Regions from separate parts of the Homo sapiens genome. Here all the other regions are linked to region 5. Evidence: chromatin loops called from intact Hi-C (ENCODE). Cell type or tissue: heart right ventricle. All regions are shown on one strand. Region 1 overlaps FRMD4A (FERM domain containing 4A). Region 2 overlaps FRMD4A (FERM domain containing 4A). Region 3 overlaps FRMD4A (FERM domain containing 4A). Region 4 overlaps FRMD4A (FERM domain containing 4A). Region 5 overlaps FRMD4A (FERM domain containing 4A).

The links. Peaks named below come from ENCODE experiments on the same cell type or tissue, not always from the same donor. Only the 100,000 strongest peaks of a DNase experiment are listed, where the experiment ranks them.
Region 1: it touches region 5 in a loop (2.4-fold over the local background); 19 of 110 quality-filtered maps call a loop at or near these places.
Region 2: it touches region 5 in a loop (2.1-fold over the local background); 3 of 110 quality-filtered maps call a loop at or near these places.
Region 3: it touches region 5 in a loop (8-fold over the local background); 107 of 110 quality-filtered maps call a loop at or near these places.
Region 4: it touches region 5 in a loop (2.0-fold over the local background); 27 of 110 quality-filtered maps call a loop at or near these places.

What each region holds. Positions count from the first base shown.
Region 1 is chr10:14,091,647-14,096,646 of GRCh38, forward strand. All of the region lies in intron 2 of FRMD4A (FERM domain containing 4A), which reads right to left. Among named protein-coding and RNA genes, the nearest start is that of FRMD4A-AS3, 20 kb to the left of the region's middle. RefSeq lists an enhancer at 2,295-2,985. In heart right ventricle, a CTCF peak has its summit at 2,277 (motif pointing left); a DNase peak (open chromatin) is centred at 2,633.
Region 2 is chr10:13,954,619-13,959,618 of GRCh38, forward strand. The region is part of intron 2 of FRMD4A (FERM domain containing 4A); the gene reads right to left. Among named protein-coding and RNA genes, the nearest start is that of FRMD4A-AS2, 34 kb to the right of the region's middle. In heart right ventricle, a CTCF peak has its summit at 2,504 (motif pointing left); a DNase peak (open chromatin) is centred at 2,443; H3K27ac peaks cover 1,141 bases.
Region 3 is chr10:13,775,501-13,780,500 of GRCh38, forward strand. All of the region lies in intron 6 of FRMD4A (FERM domain containing 4A), which reads right to left. Among named protein-coding and RNA genes, the nearest start is that of PRPF18, 190 kb to the left of the region's middle. In heart right ventricle, CTCF peaks have their summits at 2,671 (motif pointing left) and 2,874; a DNase peak (open chromatin) is centred at 2,641; H3K27ac peaks cover 33 bases.
Region 4 is chr10:13,715,823-13,720,822 of GRCh38, forward strand. The region is part of intron 12 of FRMD4A (FERM domain containing 4A); the gene reads right to left. The region is part of intron 2 of LOC105376426 (a long non-coding RNA gene); the gene reads left to right. Among named protein-coding and RNA genes, the nearest start is that of PRPF18, 130 kb to the left of the region's middle. RefSeq lists an enhancer at 2,573-2,622 and a silencer at 2,843-2,902. In heart right ventricle, no CTCF peak of the experiment used is centred here; a DNase peak (open chromatin) is centred at 2,469; H3K4me3 peaks cover 1,043 bases; H3K27ac peaks cover 4,428 bases.
Region 5 is chr10:13,658,020-13,663,019 of GRCh38, forward strand. FRMD4A (FERM domain containing 4A) reads right to left here. Exons shown (of 25, transcript NM_018027.5): 20 at 2,297-2,534; 21 at 1,304-1,471. Among named protein-coding and RNA genes, the nearest start is that of PRPF18, 74 kb to the left of the region's middle. RefSeq lists enhancers at 2,249-2,298, 2,629-2,688. In heart right ventricle, a CTCF peak has its summit at 2,139 (motif pointing right); DNase peaks (open chromatin) are centred at 1,432 and 2,132; H3K4me3 peaks cover 533 bases; H3K27ac peaks cover 3,271 bases.

The DNA of each region.
Region 1 (5,000 bases), 430 kb after region 5:
ATGGTCTCGATCTCTTGACCTCATGATCCGCCCACCTTGGCCTCCCAAAGTGCTGGGATTACAGGCGTGAGCCACCGTGCCTGGCCCATTCTTAGTTTTCTTACTTGGGTATTTTTCCCTGTCTGCCTCAGGGAAATGAGGAAACCAATAGAAGCTTGGCACTTATTTACTTTTCAGTTAGTATATGATGTGATTTATTAAATGTATCTTTAAGTCTCCAACTGGAATCACCCATGTTCTTAACAACTTAGGTTACTCCTTTCAAGGAAATGAACATATTATTACAAGCACAGCCATTCTGGAAAATACAACTGTCCACTACATATAGAAACTTGGCCTCAGATGATTGTGTCTTCTTAGCAAGGGACAGTTTCTATTCCCCTGAACCCCACCTCACAGCTCTGGATGACATGATTGAAGCTAAGGCAAGGTCATTTTCTACCCCGACTCAAATCTCTCTTACAGCAAGTTAACCAGGTGGGGCTTGAGTGGTCCCAAGCTTCACACTCCGAGTCAGGCAGGTTTCTTAGGTCTGCTCCCATACTGAACCGGCTACTAGGGGCACCTGACCACGTAGAACCCAACAGACAGTGACCGGGTAAATACTCAGCACTCGGGTTCTATTCTCCTATTGAATAAAGGCAGCATCAACCTGCCTATGGACAGTGATTGAAAGCATTTCACTCCAAATTGAGCTGCACACTCTGGTGTCTTCAGGCACAGCCAGGCATAGCCAGGACAGTTGGTTGCAACAGGACTGGGCCGACTGGGAGCCCAGTGAGGCAGGGCTGGGAATGGACTCTGTTGCTGGCCTTGGGAGAACACACAAGGGCAAAATGAGAAACTGGAGGTAGCTGTAATCCCTCTGATGTCAGGGACTGTGTCTTACTTCCACTGTGTCTTCAGTGCCCAGCTCGGAGTCTAGCACATAGTAACCTTCCATCAGTGTTCATTGAGTATAGACATCAGAGAAAGCTGGAGTTTGCAGGGGTGATCCTCATCGAAGGGATACATCGTGGTGACCCACTTAGTGGAGGACACTATTGGGGCCCTGGAGATGGTGATACTCAGCAATTCACAGGCATGTGGCTGGCACTCGAGGAGGGAGTCTGTCATCAAATAGGTGGGTCTCGGGACCAGGCTGGGATATAAAGGTGGGACTTTAGGCCTTGGAGACTCTGGCCACAGCAAGATAGGACTAGATGAGGTCAACTGCTCTCCAGAATGGGACTCAGGCCTAGGGGACAGCAGAGACCTAGGTATAGAGAAACAGCCAGGAATGCGGAGCAGTCCAGTCATGAGGACTGAAGTGTAAAGTCAATATGATTGGCCCAGTGATGCTGCTGTGCCCAAGAGCATTCAGCTGGAACTAGAGCTCCCTGCATCACTTCTGCTAAGGATCCAAGGCCAAGGCCAGGGTAGGGGGCACGGACGGGGATCACATGAGAGAGGGGAGGTACAGAGGCCGTGGAATGACTGTGCCTGCCTTCCTGATCCCAGCAAGGTGGGTATTTGCAGGCTGCCTGCACGGCTCAGCAGTTTCTGGAAACTGACTTTTCAGTTTATTTATGATTGTTTTCTTCCCCTCTGAACAAAGTGCATTTAGGTTAAAAACCAGGCAGCACATAAATAAACTAATTGGAAGTGTGTGCACTAAGATTTTAGTGTCTTTTAATAAATTCGAAATTTTAGAGTCTTCCCAAAGCAGAAGTAATATAGGATCCTAGGCTTTACCTGCTAGGAAAACATTGAGTTTAAAAGGAAGAAAAAGGGTTCTTCCTGGTTGAGAAAGGGAGATGGTGGTTATATGGAGAAATTAATCAAAGAATAATGACACTTAAATCCTTGACATAATCATGAGGTTCACTTGCCATCTAAAGAAAACACACACTCACAATGCTCACACCCACTCATACATAATAAAGGCTTTGACGGGATGAGTGGGACCTGCTTGTATGCACTATTTTCTGCAAAGAAAATATGTTTATGGACAATAAACAAATGTCTTTGATTTCAACCATATTATGAATAAAATTATCAGCAGAGTGCTAAGAGCAGATGGCATTTCATCATTTAATAGAGACTAGATATCCTGCTTAAAGCTGCAGTTTGTCTCTTATTAGTTACAAATGTCACAGCCCATGACTCTTAGAAGGAAGTTTACGACCCACAATTAGATATCCTAGAATGTTTAATTCTGCTTGCCTTTGAATTTCTTTTCAAAAGCAGCCCTCTTTCCCTCACTGTTCACTGCCACCTAGTGAATTTATCTGGGAAAGAAACCATAGCTGGGAAGAAGATGCTTTTTTAAAAGACAACAGCTTTCACCAGTGACTTGCCTTGTCAAATGATAATGGAGCAGGAGGATGGAGGCTTTTGCCGAAAAGGCCGTGGCAAGGACAATGAAATTCGACCCATCAGAGCAGAACACATTAACAAAGCCCCTGCCCGGGGGAAGCTTCTGGAAGGAGCAGCTCAGGTGAGCAACTTCTGACAGCTCTGGGCTTCTGATCTGACAGTCTGGTTCAAAAGAACCAAGGACTGTTCCCTTTGATTCCCCTTCGGTTGAACCCAAATGCCAGACGACATGGCGCGTTGCCCATCCTGGGCAGATGTTAAGGGCTTGGTATAGAGAAAGGGTGCGTGGAATGATGAGGCCTGTGCAGGAGCCCCAGTCAACATGGAAGGCATCAAAACCGTGTTAACGAGACCCCCTGGGGGACGATCACAGAACTGAAGCAAGTGGTAATTAGAATGGAAATGTAATGATGTGCCGCTATCCTGCTATCCTGCTTCCCAACCCTGGTGTGGGCCAGTCTCCTCTCACTGTGAATGCAAAGGCTGTAGTCTCCTTTCAAACGCAGAGCAGCTTCTACCCAGGGTCACCCATGCTGTTCCTCCAACACCCAAACAGAAAACTGCAAGAGAGAGGTGGGCATGGTACTGATTCAGTGAGCCCTGCATGGCTCCATGTGGCCCTGCTGGAAAAATCCTGTCTGCTTCAGAAACCACCTTGCCTCTCTCTATTGGGCATGCAGTTGGCAAGAGTGATCTTTGGTGACTCTGTTCTGTCCAGGTTCTTTGCAAGAGCTGGAGAAGTAGATTGCTCAGGTTAGAGGTGTAATTAATACCTCTGCAGCCCCCCAGAAAGATGCACTGAAGATTTGCAGTGGCTACTGCCATTGGCCCATGTGTGTGTATGCATGCCAAGTGTGCATGTGTGGACATATGTGCATGTATGTATATCTATGCCTGTGTATGAATGTGTATGCTTGTGTGTGCCCATGTGTATGTATGTGGGTGTGTGTCAACCAAGAGTGTGGGGGGGAACCAAGAGATCCATACATCCATATGCATGGATGTATATCTGTGTGTGTGTACACATGTGCATGTGTGTGTATGAACATGAAGGAACTGAAGATTTTGAGTCTCTTATTGATGTGAATTGACTCTGAAGGGTGAGTTTTAACGCTGTGATAGTTAAGGGGAAACCAAGACAAAGAAACCAATGATTTTAATAACTAAATGAGGCCGAAATAAAACTCTAAGATTTATTTTTTTCACTCAGGAGACCACTGGCCATTCAGCTCATGACACTTCTCCCCACCAGCTCTTCAGAGTAAATGTTTCTCTCCCCAGGAACGAGTTCAAGTTTTAAAAGATTCTGCATGGGACTGCCTGGGTGCTTCCTGCTAGCCATCACTTTCATGCTCAGAATAGATGTGCCCCATTGCAAAAATGGCACTGTCACTTGGCACTGGGCCACTCACTGATTTGATGCCATTTTTATTGTAATTTACAGTTGTCGATTGAATTGGAAGGCTTGAACTATCCGTGGGGACATAAGCTATTAATATAACAATGCATAAAGAGCCGAAGCACCTCGCCGGGATACTGCAGTTTGAATTATTTTACATACGCACTTCTAAACGCACTCTCAACCTTAGCACTTTGCAGCCTGTGGGCCAGTGTTGCTCACTGCATCCATTTCTCCAAAATCATCATTCCTCTCCAGCACGCTGGATCGAATCCACGTTCAATAGGAAGCAATGAAACAAAGACCACATGTGCTGGTTTTAGCCCATATATGATGTGGCATATAAATAAGCATAGCTAACATGCTTTCCAAAACACGACCCACTTCTCCAGAGTTTAATCATGCTGAGGCCTCTTCCAGAGGGTGGGAGTCCCTTTCCAGGGCAAGTCCACACCAATAGAAATGGCCAGAGCACTCACTGTCCACGAATCAATAAAACCAGAAGATGAACAGGAAGACATAAGGAGCGCAAGTGGAAAACTGGAATGCTACAGTAATGCTCTGAATTTGGATCATATGTGCCCAGTTGTGAGAGGCTGTAAAAATAACCCTCGCCATCCTGTTCTTGGGGAAAAAAAGGCACCAAGCCTTCTGCTGTGATCAGGTTGTTCCCCTCCAAAATTCATATGTTGAAATCTAATTCCCAACACGTGGGTATTAAGAAGTGAGACTTTCGGGGCTGATTAGATCATGAAAGTGGAATCTTCACGAATGGGATTAGTGTCCTTATAAAACAGGCTGGAGGGAACCTGTTTGTCCCTTCTGTCATGTGAGGGCACATAGAAGGGACAATCTGTGAGAAACGGGCCCTCACCAGACACCAGATCTGCTGTTGCCTTGATCTTGAACTTCCCAGCCTCCAAAACTGTGAGCGATCAATTTCTGTTGCTTATAAACTACCCAATCCAAGATATTTTGTTATAGCAGCCTGAACTGACTAAGCCACCTGCTGAATTGACTTCTTTCCCTGGCAACAGTTATGGAGAGAGACTTCTGATCTCAAAATCCCACTCGATGTAGGGAGCTCAGATGTGAGTTCCTAACAGAAATCTAGGCAACTTTGGGGCAAATAATTACTTCTTAACCCAACTCTGCAAATAAGTAAGTTTTTCAATATTAGATAATTCACCCCAAAGTTACAAAACATAAATCACCTAAAGAGGGAAAGGTTGAAGCAGCTAAT
Region 2 (5,000 bases), 300 kb after region 5:
AAATTCCCCTTCCAGCACCATCAGGGCCCTGCAGACCCTGGTGTCACCATCCATGCATGGCAGCAGTGCCCTATGCTCTGTGGCTGGCAGCCTGTGTGAGTTATTGGGGTCATCATCACAGCCCTGCCAAGGCAGCACCTGCAGTTCATCTCAGATCCACTGGCTTGGGTTCAAAACCCCGTACCAAACCCTTTCAGAGTGCTGGTGTTTGGTGCAGGGTCTTCTCTCAAACCCCTCTCTCATGTTACACTTTTAACTTGCGATGCATTAGATTGTAAGTGGGCTAGAAATTATCGGCACATTATCTTTAAAAGCAATATGGATTTTCTTCTAATAAAAGCCATTCACTTCAATTCTTTTAGCCATGGACACAATTTTCTTTCTTAGGGCCAGTTTTTCAAATGTCACAGACTACTAACAAAGCATACCTCATATTCAATTGTCTATGGTAAGGTAGTCTTCCAACTCTTCCAACCCCATGTTAATAATTCTGCTTTTTTTTTTTTTGAGACGGAGTATCACTCTGTCACCCAGGCTGGAGTGCAGTGGCTCAATCTCAGCTCACTGTAGCCTCTGCCTTCCGGGTTCAAGCGATTCTTGCACCTCAGCCTCCAGAGTAGCTGGGACTACAGGCGCTCACCACCACGTCCAGCTAATTTTTGTATTTTTAGTGGAGACGGGGTTTCGCCATGTTGGCCAGGCTGGTCTCGAACTCCTGACCTAAAGTGTTCTCCCTGCCTCAGCCTTCCAAAGTGTTGGGATTACAGGTGTTAGCCACTATGCTTGGCCTAATTCTGCTCTTAAATGCCATTTGATGATGGGTGATCCATCGTACTCCTAATCCAAGTCACTGAAGTATCTGGTGGCTACATGGACTACCAATACAGCAGGGTGGAGGAGATTCCCTCTGGCCCTGGGCATTTCTTTTCTGCAGATGAGCTGCAGTACTAGTCCTCAGGCCTTTGCATATGGCTAGAAACCAACCCTTGAAGTCTGGGGCTACAGTTCCCTCCTTAATGAAAAACACATTGTAATACCAGAAGTGGCGCCTGATGGCAAGCTTATTTGCCAACGTGGAGCCAGTGCCCTGCCGGGGTCTACTTTGTTTTGGAATTTCTAGCGTATTAAAGGCCCTAAAGAGAAACTGTGTTCCATATGTGGAGATAACCAGCCTTCCAGAAAAGCACAATGAAAAGGAAGGTGGGGCTGTGAGTAGTCAATGCTGAGAGAAAGGGAAAGACATTATTAGAATACATAAAGCAGTATGTATGAGGAATATTCCGGTATTTTCCAGTTTCTCCCATTCTTGGCTTGAAATCGGTTATGCATGTGAAAAACACCCAGGTGGCTTTTATTTTACACCCTTTCAAATTCATCTCTACAGTTGTTGCAAAGGGATCTTCCTAGAAAGGCAGATTCCCAGGAGTACTTCAATACTGAGTAAAATACTAATAATGAAATACTACCATTTACGGAGCACCTTGTTTGTGCTATACAGTGTGCTAAGTGATTTAGGTAGAATTCTTTTTTTTCTTTTTTTCTTTTGTTTTTTTAGACAGAGTCTCACTCTGTCACCCAGGCTGGAGTGCAGTGGCACACTCTTGGCTCACTGCAAACTCTGCCTCCCAGGTTGAAGTGATTCTCGTGCCTCCGCCTCCTGGGTAGCTGGGACTGCAGGCATGAGCCACCACACCCGGCTAATTTTGTACTTTTAGTAGAGATGGGGTTTCGCCATGTGGGCCAGGCTGGTCTTGAACTCCTGACCTCAAGTGATCAGCCTGCCTTGGCCTCCCAAAGTGCTGGGATTACAGGCATGAGCCACTATGTCCAGCCTTATGTAGGTTCTTTATCTCTAGAAGAAACTGATTTTGACCCCGTTTAACAGAAGACAAAACTGAGGCTCAGGACAACAAAGTTGCTTGCCAAGTCCATGCACGGGTAAATGGTGGAGTTGGAGTATGGACCTGTGTCAGTCTGACACTGAAGTCACCAAGGCTCATCTTGTGTACGCCATGATGCTAATCTAAAATTTCTAGCAAAGGGAAAAGAAAATAATTGTGGATGTATGGCTGTGTATTTTTCTGAGCGGCAGAGAAAACTGTTAGTTTACTAGACAATTAAGCAGTGAGTACTAAGATTCAAATGAATCGACTTGAATTTTCCAGCAGCATTAAGATTTCATAAAACAGCAAGAGGTTGGATGACAAAACAAAACAAATGGGCTACTCCCTGGTGTTGGCCCTTAGCAAAATCCTGGGAAGGGGGAAAGTGTAGACGTTGAGCATTTTTGAAAACTGAGATTCACAATAAGTTCCACATTTGTTCTGATCCTCCCTCCAGCCCCCACACTGGGCACTTTCTCAAGGCCTGAGAACTGGGTGTCTGCTTGTCCAGAACATTCTTGCTAAATAATTGGCTTAGAAAGTCGTGAAAGGCGTCAGTGGCTCTGAACCACGGGGAAACCCAAACAGTTTATGAAGAACAAGATCAGCCCGCCTTCTAGTGGATGGCTCCGACTCCGCAGAGCTATGTGTGGAAAGGCAAAGCCGGCCTTGAAGCTGAAACTTTCAACAAACAGGCAGAGACCTTAGGGAGGTTACAGTGTGCCAGTGTTTATGTTTCTGCATCTAACCCTTCCTTTTTGTTTTTTGTGAGACAGAGTTTCGCTCTTGCTGCCCAGACTGGAGTGCAGTGGTGCAATCTGGGCTTACTGCAATCTCTGCCTCCCGGGTTCAAACAAGTCTCTTGCCTCAGCCTCCCGTCTAGCTGGGACTACAGGCATGCACCACCATGCCCGGCTAATTTTTTGTATTTTTAGTAGAGACAGGGTTTCACCATGTTGACCAGGCTGGTCTCAAACTTCTGACCTTAGGTGATCCACCCGCCTCAGCCTCCCAAAGTGCTGGGATTATAGACGTGAGCCACCACGCTCAGCCATACCCCTCCTTTTTGATTAGCACTTTATCATAAACAGAGTCCAGAGAAAAAGGAGGAAGAGTAAAAATCCTCCTTCGCTAGAGAAAGCACAGTGTCTCAAGATTTAGAATCTAGCTGGCAACTGGGAATCTTTGGTGTTATTTCTGCGAGCAATGTGAATTCATTGGGTTGAACAAATGGCTAGCCCTTTTTGCATTTTCAGTTTTCCATTCCATTTATTCTTTATTGTGTCCTTGTATCTTTCTGGCCCCTAAAACTCGCTCACTCACTCCTTTTCTTTCTCTCTGTACTGTAAGCCACTTACAAAGTTGATTACATACGGCGACTAGGAACCCACCGCTCTTTCCCCACACCTTTCCCTTTGCTTGCCTTTTTTCTTTTTTTGAAAACCCTCCCCTCTCTAAGAGCCTATGTAAACCCTGCCTGTTCTTCAACTTCCTCCCTAGATCCTGCTCTCGGCACAGCTTGCTTCTTCCTCTGAAATCCAGTGGTATTTCTTGTCGGGATTTCTCACCTGGCCCCATACGCTACTGCAGTACATTGCTAGTTATCTCTTTCCTACTTAGGCGAGTGATTTACCTAGCTATTCTGAAAGGTGCAGCAAAGACTGTCTCCTATCCTTTTGTGTTTCTTTCTCGTTATCAGCACACCAACTGGCTTCTAACTCATTAAAGATTGCGTGATTGGAATGTAAAACAGTCGCGTGAACAACAGCCATGACCATTGTTTTTTTTTTTTTTTTTTTTGGAGACGGAGTCTCGCTCGTCGCCCAGGCTGGAGTGCAGTGGCGCGATCTCGGCTCACTGCAAGCTCCGCCTCCCGGGTTCACGCCATTCTCCTGCCTCAGCCTCCTGAGTAGCTGGGACCACAGGTGCCCGCCACCATGCCTGGCTAATTTTTTGTATTTTTAGTAGAGACGGGGTTTCACCGTGTTAGCCAGGATGGTCTTGATCTCTTGACCTTGTGATCCGCCCGCCTCGGCCTCCCAAACTGCTGGGATTACAGGCGTGAGCCACCGCACCCGACCAGTGTCTTTCTTTCTTTCTTTTTTTTTTTCCCCGCTCTTCTTGCCCAGGCTGGAGTGCAATGGCATGATCTCGGCTCACGGCAACCTCCGCCTCCCAGGTTTAAGCGATTCTCCTGCCTCAGCCTCCCGAGGAGCTGGGATTACAGGCATGCACCCCCACGCCTGGCTAATTTTATATTTTTAGTAGAGATAGGGTTTCTCCATGTTGGTCAGGCTGGTCTCGAATTCCTGACCTCAGGTGATCCACCTGCCTCGGCCTCCCAAAGTGCTGGGATTACAGGCACGAGCCACCGTGCCCAGGCTATTCTGCTTTTTACAATTATAACCAGTCTAGACAATTATAACCAATCTAGTTTCTTTGGATGGTTGAGATGTAGTCTTGATGGAAGAGAAGGGATTACATTGGACTAAGTTAACAATTTTCCCCAGCACTCTGAGTATTTTATTCTATGAAATGGCTTAAATATGGGAATTTTATTGGACAGCCTTGGCTGGGATTCTCAGCAATGGGCACTTGCAAGTATGAGAATCCCTTCTCAGTAAAAGTCCCCTCTCCCTGCAACAATGATCATCAGAGAATGTCTATCCATATTCAAAAGCTGTGAGTGGGCTAGGTGCGGAGGGTCACACCTTGTAATCTCAGCACTTTGGGAGGCCAAGGCAGGCAGATCATGAGGTCAGGAGTTTGAGACCAGCCTGACCAATATGGTGAAACCCTATCTCTACTAAAAATATAAAAATTAGCCAGGCGTGGTGGCGCGTGCCTTTGGCCCCAGCTACTTGGGAGGCTGAGAGAGAAGAATTGTTTGAACCCGGGAGGCAGAGGTTGCAGTGAGCTGAGATTGTGCCACTGCACTCCCCTCCGGGTGACAGAGCAAGACTGTTTCATAAAAAAAAAAAAAAAAAAAAAAAAAAAAGCTGTGAGTGATTTTTTTTTTTAGATTTGTAATCATCAGGTGACAGGTTCATTATTCTTCAAAGACCTTTTAGAGGAGGGTGTTTTAGACAATGGCCAGGTTGTGTCATGACAGCTGAG
Region 3 (5,000 bases), 120 kb after region 5:
ATGCCAGTATCCAAACATTTTACTTCCCATATGCGCTTTCTCTGGATTGATTGCAGGATGTTCTCCAGCGAAACAATGGTGTAAAACAAAAAACAGGAAGACTCCGGATCCGGGAAAGAGAGGACCCAATACAGAACGAGGGAGAAGGAAAGACCCTGATGGGGATGCGGCATCCCGGGTTGAGACTCTGCATGAGACCAAGTCCAGGCTGGAGCAGGAGGTTGGAGGAGTCTAAGAGGGAGGTCCTGGAAAAACAACAGCAGTAGCAGCTGCCACAGCAACCAAAATCAAACCAAAGAGGAACGAGAACTACCCGACGTAGCTGGAAATTAATATTGGTAGACATCTGAGAATCTGTAGGAACTTTTGGGAGAAAAGTGAAGGGTATGTAGTAACTAAATAAGTGAAAGCAAGGCAAGTATTCCCTTTGGGTAAAACAATGGGTTGTCTAAAAAACGAGCTGCAACCACAGGATACTACTTGGATTAGTCACGATAATGTCATGCTTATGACTACGGCTTTAAGCCAGAATTATGCTATCACCATACTAAGAAAATGGAAAAGGAAATAAAATGTGGGTGGTTATAATCTAAATCTACATCCTTATTTTTTTTTTCTTTGTGACAAAGTCTCGCTCTGTCCACCGGGCTGGAGTGCAGTAGTGTGATCTGGACTCTTGGACTCACTGCAACCTCCGCCTTTGGGGCTCAGGCAATCCTCCCACCTCAGCCTCCAGAGAAGCTGGGACTGCAGGCATGTGCCACCACACCCGACTAATTTTTGTGTTTTTTGTAGAGATGGGATCTCACTAGGTTGCCCAGGCTGGTCTCAAGCTCCTAAGATCAAGTGATCCTCCCACCTCAGCCTCCCAAAGTGCTGGTATTATAGGTGTGAACCACTGTGCCTGGCCGTCTTCATCCATTTTTAACAGGAATTCAACAACCTAAAAGTGAATCAATCAAGGAATAATGCCCTGTGTCAATTATTTATCTATATGGAGGCAAATACTAGAAGAAACAGCTAAAACTGTTGCAAGTGGCAGGAGTTGCAGGGAGGAAGCTGTTTGTCATAATCAGCCTTGTGGAACCATTTGACTTTTAAATGATGTCATCTATTACTTTGATAGAAACAAATATTAATACTTTAAAAAGTGAATGAAATTGAACTTTGAAAAAGCAGAAATAAGCGGCTTATTTTACCTTGACAACTTAGATTTTAACATACAGTAGGAACCGTTCCCCAAGAGACAGGGAGGGAGCAGATACTAAACCTACGCTGGGTAAACCCAGGCATCCGGGTATCAGCATCGGGATGGGTTATCTGGGTCTAACACTACCCTCTGGGCTCTTCAAGGTCCCCAAAGCACCAGGGGGCTGTGTGGGTGGCACAAAGAGAATCACAGCCAAGAGAAAAAAACTCGGGTCTAAATCCAACGAGCTAATCACATGCCTGGCATGGGACTAAGAACTTTGCATGCTTTATCTCACTGAATCTTCCCAAGAAGGTTGTGGTTAGAGCCTTATAACATCCTTGCTCAATTAGAGAGGAAAGGGAAGCTTGGAGACGTTACAGGAGGTGCCCACATTTATCCCTTTTACCAAGGGGCATGCCTGGGAAAAGAACCTGGGTCTGCCCGGCAGCAAAAGCTGAACTGTCAACCACTCAGCAGTGCCTTTCATGATCTTTACACTGACACAGGTTACACAGGCTATCCAGCCATCCCCCAGTCCTTTGTCTCTGAGTCACTTAGCCTCTCTGTACCTACTTCCTCCTCTGGAAAGCCAGCGATTCTCGCTCCATCTCACGCAGAGATGCTGAGGCTCAAATATCATAGTATATATAAAAAATTTAAATGGCAATTTGTACAAATGAAAATATTATTCTTGATCACAGGAGGGAGACAGGGGGCCTTGGGATGCGACTTGGTCTCCTATATCAACTTGAAAGATGCTGTCCCTTGGTCATTTGTGGTCATTTATGTGCCCAAGCCCAAGGAAAGATTTTGAGAAGAGAGGGCTGGGTTCTGGAGTGACATTCAGCATGTGGGCTGATGCTGTCGGGACCTTGAACCTAAATGTGGCTGGCTGCAAAGGTGTCATCACCTCCACTCAGGGCATCTGTAGTATTTAGTTCTGACATTTATTCTTTTTAATTTTCCCTGAATCGCAAAGTCCTAGGCGTGCATGATGTTCAGAGGCCTTCAGTGCCAGCTCAGCATTTGGGACAAGACAGTACTGAACGCAACTCCTCTCCCTTTCCCCAAGCGTCTGCCCAAGTAGGCTTTGGGTCAATTTTTTTTTTTTTTTTTTTTTTTTTGAGACGGAGTCTCGCTCTGGCACCCAGGCTGGAGTGCAATGGTGCGATCTCGGCTTACTGCAACCTCAGCCTCCCGGGTTCGCTCAAGCAATTCTCCTGAGTGAGCCTCCCGAGTAGCTGGGATTACAGGCGCCTGCCACCACGCCCGGCTAACTTTTGTATTTTTAGTAGAGATGGCATCTCACCATGTTGGTCAGGCTGGTCTCGAACTCCTGACCTCTTGATCCACCCGCCTCTGCCTCCCAAAGTGCTGGGATTACAGGCGTGGGCCGGGGACAATTTTTTACTTGCCCTGCTGGAGAGTGATTTCGCGGATTCAGCCTTGCCATGCATTTACTTCGCTGCCCAAGGCTGCCACCTGGTGGAGACTGCTCACCTTTCATTTCTGAACTTGGTTTCAAAGCGCTTTCACATTTATTTAAAAAAAAAACCTGATACTCTTACAATCTGTATGTAAGTTCAGTATTATTATTTCCACTTTATAATGAGAAAGTGGGGTCTTAGAGGAAAGAATCTAAAAGTACCTGGAACTGCATTATGGTATCTTTTCCCTCCATTCGGCAAAACCCCAAAATGCTGTCCTCTTAGTGTGCTGGGTTTGAGCCCAGTTTAAGTCCTGGCTCAGCAACTGTCCCAAAATGAGGTCTTTTCACAGAACTGAATTTGATCATTACCAGGCCCTCCGTTATTCTGAACATTTGTAATTGGTGGAACTATTCTGTGCAGTGAATGTGTTGAGGTAGTTACAGAAGGAAAGTGATGGCTGATACTACCATTCCAACGTGTGTGTGTGTGTGTGTGTGTGTTTGTGTGTGTGTTAAGGTTTAATGGGTTTTTGCAATCCCTAGGGCCTGAGTTTAATTACATTTTAAAATCCAGGCAGCGGTATCTCCCTAGACTCCTTTGAATCCATCCATCGAACACCTCACAGACAAGCGCACGAGGAGAGCCTCCCTCCAGGGTGCACCATAGCCTGGCCATTCATTAGGCATGTGATCTCATCTTCATTCACTGGGAAAACAGGGATAAAAGGCTGCATCTATCTCTTGGGTTGATGGGTGCAGCAAACCATCATGGCACATGTATACCTATGTAACAAACCTGCACATTCTGCATGTGTATCCCAGAACTTAAAGTATAATAATAATAAAACACTTTTTAGAAAATTCAGGACACTCTGGGCTTTACATTTATTTATTTATTTATTTAAAAAAAGAATTGGCTGGGTGTGGTGGCTCATGCCTGTAATCTCAGCCCTTTGGGAGGCCAAGGTGGGTGGATCATGAGGTCAGGCGTTCGAGACCGGCCTGACTAACACGGTGAAACCCCATCTCTACTAAAAATACAAAAATTAGCCAGGTGTGATGGCTGGTGCCTATAATTCCACCTGCTCAGGAGGCCGAGGCAGAGAATCGCTTGAACCCAGGAGGCAGAGGTTGCAGTGAGCCGAGATTATGCCATTACACTACAGCCTGGGCTACAGAGTGAGACTCCATCTCCAAGAAAAAAAAAAAAAAGACTTATTTAATCTTCCATCAATGTTCTGACAACCAAGAGAAAATTCCTTACTGAGATCACAGGAATGGCTAAACCCATCAAATCTTCACTTGAAAGTTCTCTGGTTTGTCCATCTGGAATTTGCCCTGACTGAATGCACTACCCTTAAATTCCTTAGTAGAACTTTTATTCTAACTAATCCTCACACTTCAGGACTTCAGACGAGTCCCTGACATTTTACCCAGGTAAGAGGTAGAACTTAAGCTGTGAATTCAGAAAAACATCTGTTAATTTGCTTTCTGTGGCCCTACATTAGTCAGCTGGTGTATACCTCAAACTCTTCCGCTTCTTGTTAATTACATTTTTAGAGTAAGGGGAAATCCTAGGTTTAGTATTATTTGATTTATTTCAAGGTAGAATGCATTTTGGCCTCCAAATTAATTACCATCAATAAACTTATGCAAAATTCACTCTCAAAAAAAAAAAAGCAGTGTCTATCTCAAAAGGCGTTGTGAAGACTCAGTTAAACAATTCACATAAAGCACTCAGCAACAAGCCTACACATCATGTGAACTTTGTAGGAATGAACCGTTCTTGTCTATTACTGTTAATGAGCAGCCCTAAGGGGGTGTGACGGAGATTGCATTCATGAGACATTCATTGCATTCGTTATGTGCATGCCGGGGGTAGCCAGTGGAGTGGGTGTTTCTTTTTTAAAATGTTCTTTTAGGGCCGGGCAAGGTGGCTCACACCTGTAATCCCAACACTTTGGGAGGCCAAGGTGGATGGATCAACTTGAGGTCAGGAGTTTGAGACCAGCCTGGGCAACATGGCAAAACCCCATCTCTATTAAAAATACAAAAACTAGCCAAGCGTGGTGGTGCACACCTGTAATCCCAGTTACTCGGGAGGCTGAGGCGGGAGAATCGCTTGAACCTGGGAGGCGGAGGCTGCAGTGAGCTGAGATTGTGCCATTGTACTCCAGCCTGGGCAACAGAGTGAGACTGTGTCTCAAAAAAAAAAAAAATGTTCTTTTAGTCGCAGTTCCTAACCTCAGTGATATTCCGCAAGTCCATCTTCCCCGGGAGGAGGTGTGTGCTGTAAAGGGGTGTAGGCATTTTGGGTCATCCCACAAAAGGAGACACTACAAGCTTATGGAGCAATTGGATACAGGACAAGGGGCTGTC
Region 4 (5,000 bases), 58 kb after region 5:
TTGAATTCGGGAGGCGGAGGTTGCAGTGAGCAGAGACGTGTCACTGCCCTCTGGCCTGGGTGACAGAGTGAGACTCCCCCCTCAAAAAAAAAAAAAAAAAAAGAAATGCTATGATTGTACACATTCCCCTCCGTCAATTACATACCAATATTATTGTTCAAGTAAAACATAAAAGTTATGAATACTTTGAACACATATCAGCACAAAGTACAGGTTTGTGTAATGTTTTTTTGAAAGACAACTCATATGGTGTCATGAGCATTGCAAAAACTGTTTTCTGTGAAATTGGATTGTTTACAATGCAAGGAGAAGTTGGACCCAGGGTCCCCATTCATTCGTTTGTGCTGGAGTTTGCTGTATTCTCTTTGGGGTTGTTTATTCCTAGTCTTATTGGCCAATTCCTCCGTCCACTGCAATCTTGACCAGAGTCAGTTTTGACCATTTTCCTGTTATGACTTCTAATCTCAAAACATTCACCCTGCGAAAAAAGTATCCCATTGTAAGATGACTCAGTCTTACACAGAACAGAGTGGGCTATAATGGGAACATATCAGGCCCTCCCAAATACCCAAACAATGACGGCAGATCACTGGCTTCCTAAATGGGTCTGAGGATGTCCTCCATCACTTGCACTGAAAGAGGCATCTATCTTCTTCAGAGATGGCCACACACCCAGCACAGGAGACAATGGCTAATTCTTCTCTGCAGCCAGGCCTAATGGAATCAAGATGTTCTTCCGGCCAATTGCGTCTTCCTCATTGTCAGACAACGCGAGCTCTAAATTGATTTGGTTCATTCAGTGACAGATACCCAGAGCACCGGGCCTTGACCCCTTAATGGATGGCCTCTTTTTAACCCATCAAAAACCTCTTAGCTTCCTTTGGCTTAAGAGTCATTACTAGGGGAAAAGGGAGAAAGAGGTTAACAAGTACTTGACAAGCCCATTGAGACGCAGGCCATTTTGTTTTTCTCCATTGGACTTGATTTCCTTGTAATTTTCTCCCTAGAGGCCTCTCTCTGTATTATTTTCTTGTGTGTATTTTGGCTTTTCTTGCAGAAAGACTTCACCATAAAGCTTTGATGAATGTAAATACTTTCAAGAGAAGCTGGAATTGTTTTTCCTTTCCTATCCTCTGCCCCCTGATGTAATTCCTTCCCTCCTCAGAGTGCCCCAAGGGACTGGCTGGGGTCAGTGGGTTGAATGGCTGAAGCTGTCCAGTGATTTGGAATATCTGGGTCTAGCTTTGGTTTTTCTAGCAATGAGCACTGTGACCCAGTGATGTGTGGCTTAACCTCTCTGTGCTCCAGTCTTTCCTTGAAAAAAAGCCAAGGCTAATTCTACCTGCTATGACAGACCTCAGTGGGATGCTTCAAAGGGGAATTAATCAATCTGAGAAATACTTGGTACATCTGGGGAGAAAATGATGGTAGGCCATTTCACCTGCTTTGGCCAAGGCATCTCTTTCCAGATTGGTGTAAAGTTATTTTTCTTAAAATTTTTTAATTTTTGAGATGGAGTCTTGCTCTGTTGCCCAGGCTGGAGTGCAGGGGCATAATCTCGGTTCAGAGCAACCTCTACTTCCCGGGTTCAAGCGATTCTCCTGCCTCAGCCTCCCGAATAGCTGAGATTACAGATATATGCCACCATGCCTGGCTAATTTTTGTATTTTTAGTAGAGATGGGGTTTCGCCATGTTGACCAGGCTGGTCTCGAACTCCTGACTTCAAGTGATCTGCCTGCCTCAGCTTCCTAAAGTGCTAGAATTACAGGCATGAGCCAACGCACCCGGCTAAATTTTTTTTTTTTTTTTTTTTAATCAGGGTTTGACTACTTTGGAGGACAGGCTTTAGGGAGAAACCTGTTGTTCTTGTTTTTTTTTTTTTTTTTTCCAGGGGTGGCGGGGGGGGTTGGCAGTTGGCATTTCTCTTATGCCTGCTCCAGCTCTATCCAGAGACGTGGCATCATAGAGACATCCCGATCTCCTCTGTGGAGGTCATCGGACTGTACGGAAGATGGGGATGGGATAGAAGAAAATGGACTGGCAACCAGCTCTGCAGGGAAATACAGGCATACACTCACAAGAAACACCGTGCTTTATCACCCATAACAAAAAGAAAACGAAATGTCAATACTCTGCCCTAGCGATATCTGTGCGAGGCAAAAAAAGAAAAAAGCAAGCAAGCAAACCAGCAAGGGCTTTGGCGTTTGGGAATAATTATTTAACAGCAGCTTGTTTGCACTTTGGAACACCTCGTGCTTCCAGAGCCGGCCCATCCTGCTGGGGAGGGGAGAGGTCCCAGCGCTGCTGTCTGGCAGACCTTGGTTTCGGTGGGCACCAGAAGCGAGGCAGATTGCTTGCTGCTGCAACTTCACGCGTGAGCTCCAGGCTCCCCTGGTTGGAAGGTGCCAGGGAGTGAGGCGGGTGAGCAGGCATCAGGCCAGGGGTTTGTGGTTTGCTTTTCAAGTCAGGCTGCTGCTGGGAGAAGGAACGCTTGCGGTCTCGCCAGCTGCTCTGCAATTGTGGCGGCAGCCAGCAGAGATAGGAGGCGGTGGGCCTGCCCCGCTCCAGCCTGGACTTTCCACTTGGAGGGCCTGACTTCTCCGCTTGACCCGAGACATGCAGGGGGCTGCGGCTGGGCCACGGTCTCTGCAGCTGGGGCCTTTCTCTCTACGGATCCTCTTGCGGGAGCAATTTGGTATCTGCTCTGCGAGGTTTCCTTCCAGAAAGAAGTGAGGACTTCAGATCTAGACTTTCTGTCTTTCCAGGAGGGCTGGTCCTATTTAGAGCTCTGCTCTTTCCCCCAGAGGACTTCTGCAGTGTGCAGATTGACTTGGGGAAACTGAATTGTGGGGAAGAGGAGGGGCGGAAGCAGAGGAGGAAGCTGAGGTGTCTACTCTGCAGCCTGCCTTAAACAACTTTCTTTTCACCAGGGCTATCCCAAGCCTCCCAAAATTCCCAGCCCTGGTCTGGGCCAGTTCTCCCAGATATTCATACACATACCTCTGCCAAAGCAATGATCATGTGGTGCCGTAATGGCTTTTATGCTCTAATGTCTTCCTCAACCAGACTCAAATTTCCTTGAGTATGTTTTCCTGGCACCTAGCATGTACCTGGGGGCATATTAGACACTCAATAGTTGTCTGTTGAGTGAGTGAATGAATGAATGAAGAGCTTTTTGAGATATTAGCTATTATGACAACTGAAGTTCAGAGAGGTTAAGTCACTTTCTCAAGGTCACACAGACGCCACATGGTGGGAGGTGACACTTGAGCCCTCCTCTGTCTGCTCGACTCCATGCTATTTCCACCATGTGAGGAACCTCCAGTGGCTGAACCCAGATATATTGTTAAAAATACATTTCTAAGCTGCAAGGGATGCGATAATAGGGAAATGGCAGTTAGAGTCAGCTCAAGGAGGGACAATGGTAAGAGCCACAGCCGAGGAGCCGTAGCCCTTCTTTCTGGCAGCTCTGTTAGAACTGAACTCTACTCTTCCAAGGTGAACTGGGGAAGTCTACGATTCCAGCAGCTCATGGTCTCAAACTGGAAGCCTACTCCCAACCTAGAGGTCAGATCTTTACAAATCATGTTGCCTAGAAATTGCCTCTGTCTGCTTGAGGTGGTCAAGAATGACCCCAGGCAGGTAGGACCCCGACTGTAACACCCTTGAGCCCTACTTGCAGGTGCCGATTCACAGCCCAAGGCGGGCAGGCAGAGTTGGGCACAGCATGTTCTGGCTGTGTAAGGTTTGGTGTTAAACAGGTTTACATTTTCCGGAAGGTCAGTTCAGCCTGGGCTTCCCCTCTGAATCAAACTCATTAAGAAGAAGGAGGGGGAAAAAAAGCCTTACACAGCTTCCTAAGTATTGGCTGGTTCAGCAGAAACAAGCTGTTAAAACTGGCCAAGACAAAGAGGTTACCAGAAGTCGACAAGCAGGGTTTCCCAACTGAACAGATCCTTAGAAGAAAGCAAAGAAGTCTAGATTAACCAGAATTATTCAAGGGTCTGCAGTACTCCAGCAATTCACTCAAGATATCCTCATTACTCTGTGTTCTTTTGGTGCTATGGACAAAAATAAAATCAAAGGAGAGCCCAGATGGGAGCAATTTTTATGCTTTTCATTTTTTCATCAGCAAACCTAAGCTGTAAAAAGCCAGTCCCTCTCCTCCATTCTCCTCCCAACTATCTTGCTCTCTACGTGGAGCTCTCTGCAACCCTTCCTTGGATGAGTTATATTCTTTTTTGAGACAGAGTCTTGCTGTGTCGCCCAGGCTGTGGTGCAGTGGGGTGATCTTGGCTCACTGCAACCTCCGCCTCCTGGGTTTAAGCAATTCTCCTGCCTCAGCCTCCTGAGTAGCTCAGACTACAGGTGCGCGCCAGCACGCCCAGCTAATTTTTGTATTTTTAGTAGAGACGGGGTTTCACTATGTTGGCCAGACTGGTCTCAAACTCCTGACTTCAGGCGATCCGCCCACCTCAGCCTCCCAAAGTGTTGGGATTACAGGCATGAGCTACTGCACCTGGCCCCAGTTATGTTCTTAAAGCATCAATCAATGAGGCCACTATCCACAGACATAAGGAGGAGTCTGTGAAATTAGCAGTGGGTCGCAAAAATGATTAGATATTCTGCTCCGGCAACTTTTATCCATTCAACAACCACGTGTTGAGTAGCTACCATGGACCTGGCACTGTGTCAGGCACTGAGGATACAGCAGTGTATCCTGCACATTCTTATGAAGGGAGAGGTGGGCAAATAAATAAGAAATAAATAAGAAAACTACGTGGTACATACAGTAAGTTAGAAGATAACAGGTTTGAAGCACAAATGGGAACCAGGGAAGGATAGGACAGGGTTTGCCACTGTTAACAAGGTAGCCAGGGAAGGTGTTGGTGAAGTGACATCGAGTCAATATCAGAAAGAAACCAGGGGCAAAGCTGGGCAGCTATGTGAGGGAAAAGGATGACTGCAGATACAGAAGTCAGGGGCGTCATTTGTGTGT
Region 5 (5,000 bases):
GGGGTCCCAGCTAGTCAGGAGGTTGAAGAGGGAGGATCACTTGAGGATGCAGTAAGCTATGATCAAACCACTGCACTCCAGCCTGGGCAACAGGGCAAGACCCTGTCTCTCTTAAAAAAAAAAAAAAAAAAAAAAAAAGAAAACACAAACCAGATGAAATGTCCCTATTTACAGATCAGATAAAAGCAGTCCTACAGAGGCCCTTCATATTGTTTAACCAAATACTATTACATGATCCATATAAATAGACTCCCCTTTCCTGTGAAAACTGGGAAATAGAAGGTTGGTGGCAAATGAGATAATTAAACAATGAATGATGCAAATACTCACCATACCATTACTTTATAATTCATTCTGCTCGTTTGAGTCCACTCAGGGCTTAGGGAAGTGCAAAACAGTATCACATGGCAGATGATGTTGCCCGATGCTGGGACTGCATGTGAACTTCACAGCGGCCCCACGGGCCAAGCACAGGAAGAGGCGAGTCCCACTTCCGACTGCCACTCAGAAGGGGGATGAAAGCCCCCATCACGTGGCCCTCCGTGATCTGGTTTGCTTCTTTTTAGAAAAAGAAGGTGTGGCTAGGAGCGGTGGCTCACGTCTCTAATCCCAGCACTTTGGGAGGCCAAGGTGGGTGGATCACCTGAGGTCAGGAGTTCCAGACCAGCCTGGCCAACATGGTGAAACCCCGTCTCTACTAAAAAATACAAAAATTAGCCAGGCGTGGTGGTAGGTGCCTGTAATCCCACCTACTTGGGAGGCTGAGGCAGGAGAATCGCTTGAACACGGGAGGCAGAGGTTGCAGCGAGCCAAGATCGCGCCACTGTACTCCAGCCTGGGTGACAGAGCAAGACTCCATCTCAAAAAAAAAAAAAAAAAAAGAAACAGAAGGTGTGATTCACTGAAGCCTCATTTTTGCCTGGCTCTTTTGCTCTTTATGAATTTACATTTTGAGGCACTAAAGGAAGTCCAGTATAAATTTAGGCCTCAGTAGAAAGATAGAAGACCTCTTCCCATGCTAACCCAGCCAGCCTCTGTGGCCTCTGCTTTGCTTAGGAAACTTTCCATGCTCCCTGTCTCCAGAAGCCCGGGGATTCTTTGGCTGACTCCAAGTGCCCTGTGCATGGGTCTCTTGGCTAACGGGGGTTGACTGCTGCCAGCTTGGTTTTTTATTCCGCTTCATTTATCCTCCCAGGTTCAGGTCTGACTGTAGCTCATCCATTATTTGGGCCAGCTTGGGGCTGACAATGCCCAATTTTAAAAAGGAAGGCTTGGTCTGAGCAGGAAGGCCAGGCAGACTCACCTCGTGGAATGGACGTAGTGGGGACTCCGGACCCGCAGGTCTGGCGTGGACGGCATGCTGGACTGGGAGTTCCAGTGCGGGAGGCCGCGGATGGGGCTGTTCTGCAAGGAGTTGCTTCCTCCGCCGGCTTCCGCACAGCTTCCTGTGCTGGGGAAGCGCTTGTGGCTGCTGCAAAGCCAAGGATGCCACGTGGTCACCGCCAGACAGACAGCACCTTTCCTGGGGGGCTGGCTAGTTCAGGACAATGATCCCAGCATGTGGGGAAAGCTCGCCCGTGACTCCCACCTCGCTTGGTCAGACCTCTACTGTGGTTCTCAGCCTTTCCCCAGCAGGGGGTATGCCCTCCCCCCTCCCAACCTAGGCAATATGAGAGGAAAACCCTGGTCAGCCTTCTCTGTGTCAGGCAGTGTGACGGTCCTGCCCTTACAGTTTTTGTTTTCCAAGAAACAAATATTTACCTGTCCTGGCACCCCCCTTGGAGCTTGGTAGGGTGATTAAAGGAAATGGGAAAAACAGAGAAGCAGACCGAAAATGCCTTCCCCCCCAAAAAAAACCTCCCTACAAAGTCAGCCCGGTAATGAGCTGATAATACACAGCTTGGATTACAGCTGCTTGGCTGGAGAATTCTGCTGGATGAGGGGGTAGAGTTCTGAACCACTCTGCATTTGCTCCGAGTGGACTTTCACTTGCTATTTCAGAATAGCGCTGCCTGAGATTTCCTAATTAATTCCTCTGGAATTTAACAGCATTCAAACCATCTGCCATCACGTTGATTGTGGGCCAAAGCCCCAATTTCTCTGAGTCACAAAAATGTACCTCAACAGTGTCGGCAGCAGAGGGCGCTGTGAGCACGGCCCCGTGAAAGGCAAACCCCACGGGGAGGAACTAGGTTGATGTGGATTTTGTCACCGTGGATGCTACTTGGGACGGCCCTTTGATTCTTCCAGAGCATAGAGGGAGGCCTCATTTGGCCTCATTCACGATGCAGCTCACCTGGAATGGCTGTGAGAGGAGCGCTTCTTGACCTTCTCATAGGGTTCATCTAAAGAGGACTCACTCCACATTTTGGGCTTGATGGGTGACTTGTCATAGTCGTTGCGGTGATAGTGCATCTGTCGGAGTCCCTCCAGGGACTGGGGAGGAGGAGGCCTGTTGTGCGACGGTGGCCGAGGAGGGAGTCCCTTGTGAGGAGAATGTAGGGGGGATATTGTGCTGGTAACCTGAGAGTCTTCTGCACAAAGACAGGAAGAGAGGAACTGAGCCCCGGTCATCCTTCCCACAGGCTGAGACAGAACCCCTACACCCCTCCACCCGCACCTTGGAGCCACACAGCCAAACCCACACCTTCACCCCTGTGATGAGAAACCCTGAAACTCTTCCCCAGTTGCCAAGACAAGTCAAGACGAGTCAAACCAAACCAGGGCAAGCCAAACCTCCACTGCAGGCGGGATTGCATGGGAAGAGATGCGTCACTTTTGATTAGACACGAATGGAGTGAAGTCTGAACGTCATTAAATACCACCAACAAATGACTGCTTCACACTAAACAGCAAAATGTAGTTACTGCTGTAGTGCTAAGTTGTCTTTCAACAGATGCTAAGCATCTGATTCACTGTGGGAGGGTCTGAGTTCTGGGAGAGTTTTGTCTGTTTCATCTGCTGCTAGATCCTCAGCCGACACATAGTAGGTGCTTGATAACCATTGGTTGGAGAAGAAAAAATGAATGAGGGTCTATATGTCCATTGTAAATACCTGCTGGGTGGATCGGGTGTCTACTCTGCTTTTTTCCCCCAGAGCTGTGTTTATTCTCTTTTAATCTCTTCCTCTATATTTTAATTTTGAAACTGCCTTAACTTTTTTAAGGAGATGAGCTACAAAGATTATGTATTAATAAATGATTCCCTGCCTCCAGGAAAGAAATGATCTAACACGTCAGTGCGCTAGAGGACTTTCAGAAAAAGCAAATTCAGTGAGTCTAGGAGGTGCTGTGGGAGAGGCTGGTCTTGAAGGGGCTTGAGCAGTGGGCAGGCAAAGAGGAGGAGGAAGGAAGGGCTTGAACCAAAGTGTGGAGGCCCTGAGGGCAGGGTACCAGCTGCAGGCACATCTGGCCAGGCAGGGGCTGGTGAGGAGGGGCAGGGGGAGTAAGGGCAGAGCTCTGGCCAGCACAGCCGCCTTCTGTGTGCACCATGTGAGCCAAGAGCCCGACTGATGGGGGCCTGGAATTCCGAGTTGAGATTTTGAAAAGCCACAGGAAAACTTTGCGATGTCTTAAGCACGGATGCGTCGGAGTGAAAAATCCTGTTTTAGAACTATTCACCTGGCAGTGTTCTAAAACTAGAAAGGAAGGGAGAGAGACTAGAGAGGGGGATGAATGAGGACTTCAGGCTAGGGCAGGTCAGCATTGAGAAGAGAGAGGAGGGAACGATTCAGGCTTCACAGGGAAGGCAGACATGGGAGGTGGAGGGGAAAAAAGCACAGAAGCAAACCTTACAACCAACCAACTACCATTCACTTGCCCCTAAATCCATTTCCAGCGACTTGTTTCACAGCCTAATTCTCAGTCCCCCAGCCGTGGACACCCACTATGCACCCACTCCTCCTTTGCCCTCAAATCAGTAAAGGAAGAGTCCCCAGAAAGAGACCCTGCAGTGGGACTGTGGCAAAAGGATGTGCCGACACCTGTGAGGAAGTCCAGGGGTCTGCATCTGGAACACGGGGAAGAAGCTGGAATCACGGAATGATATCTCAAAATTACCCCGTGACATTACCTATTGCTCCAGGCACCCCTCTACTACCAAGGAATCTCTCAATTTTTCTTCCCTTTCCAGGGGAGACTGGGATACTCAGAGGCCAACCGCAGGGCTGGGATCTCTGATGCTCAAGCCCCCCATTTCCTTGTAGCCCAATGGCGTCCCCGGCTTGTAATGAAGCAGACAAATATATTCCAATCTGATTTCTAATAGCACAGCCAAGGTGACTGGGTAAATAATCCGCCAGACTTTCCTCACATCAAGAGCAATCATTATTATTATTGCAATTATCATTATTACTATGACTAGTGTGGACCTTTCATGCTTTCCATCTGAACAGCCACTTATCACTGCCTGCCTGAGGTTTCCATACAGGGCAAAAAAATTAACTGCCACTTAATATATTTCCATATAATTAATGTACCCGCCTCCCAGTACGATGGTTAAACATCCACAGGAGTATTCTCACATGGTTCTGGGTTTGGAATTCTTTCTTCCCCGACGTATGGTGGTGATGGGGGTTGGGGGAGGGATCAGTTCTGTTTTTTTAAGAATTTCCCAAGAAAATATCCTAACTGCCAGGTTTTAAGAGTTCAGTGGGAAATAATAAGACAGTTTTCCAGCCTGAGTGTGTATCTACTGGGATATCTCCCCTCTTACTTTCACTACTGTCTTGGGAAGCAACAGAGGGTGTGTTCCATTTCTTCTCACGATCCTTACACTCTCCTAGTGGGTTTCAATCTTTGATTTGTGATCTAAATCAATTTCTACCCTTTTCTTTTAGATACCATGAATACTCAAAAGGAAGCTATGCCTAGTGTGTAGATTCTCTGTCTAGCTAAACGTGGTTTTGGGCCAGGTATGGTGGCTCCTGCCTGTAATCCTCCCAGCACTTTGGGAGGCCGAGGTGGGTGGGTCGCTTGAACCCAGGAGCAACATGGCAAACC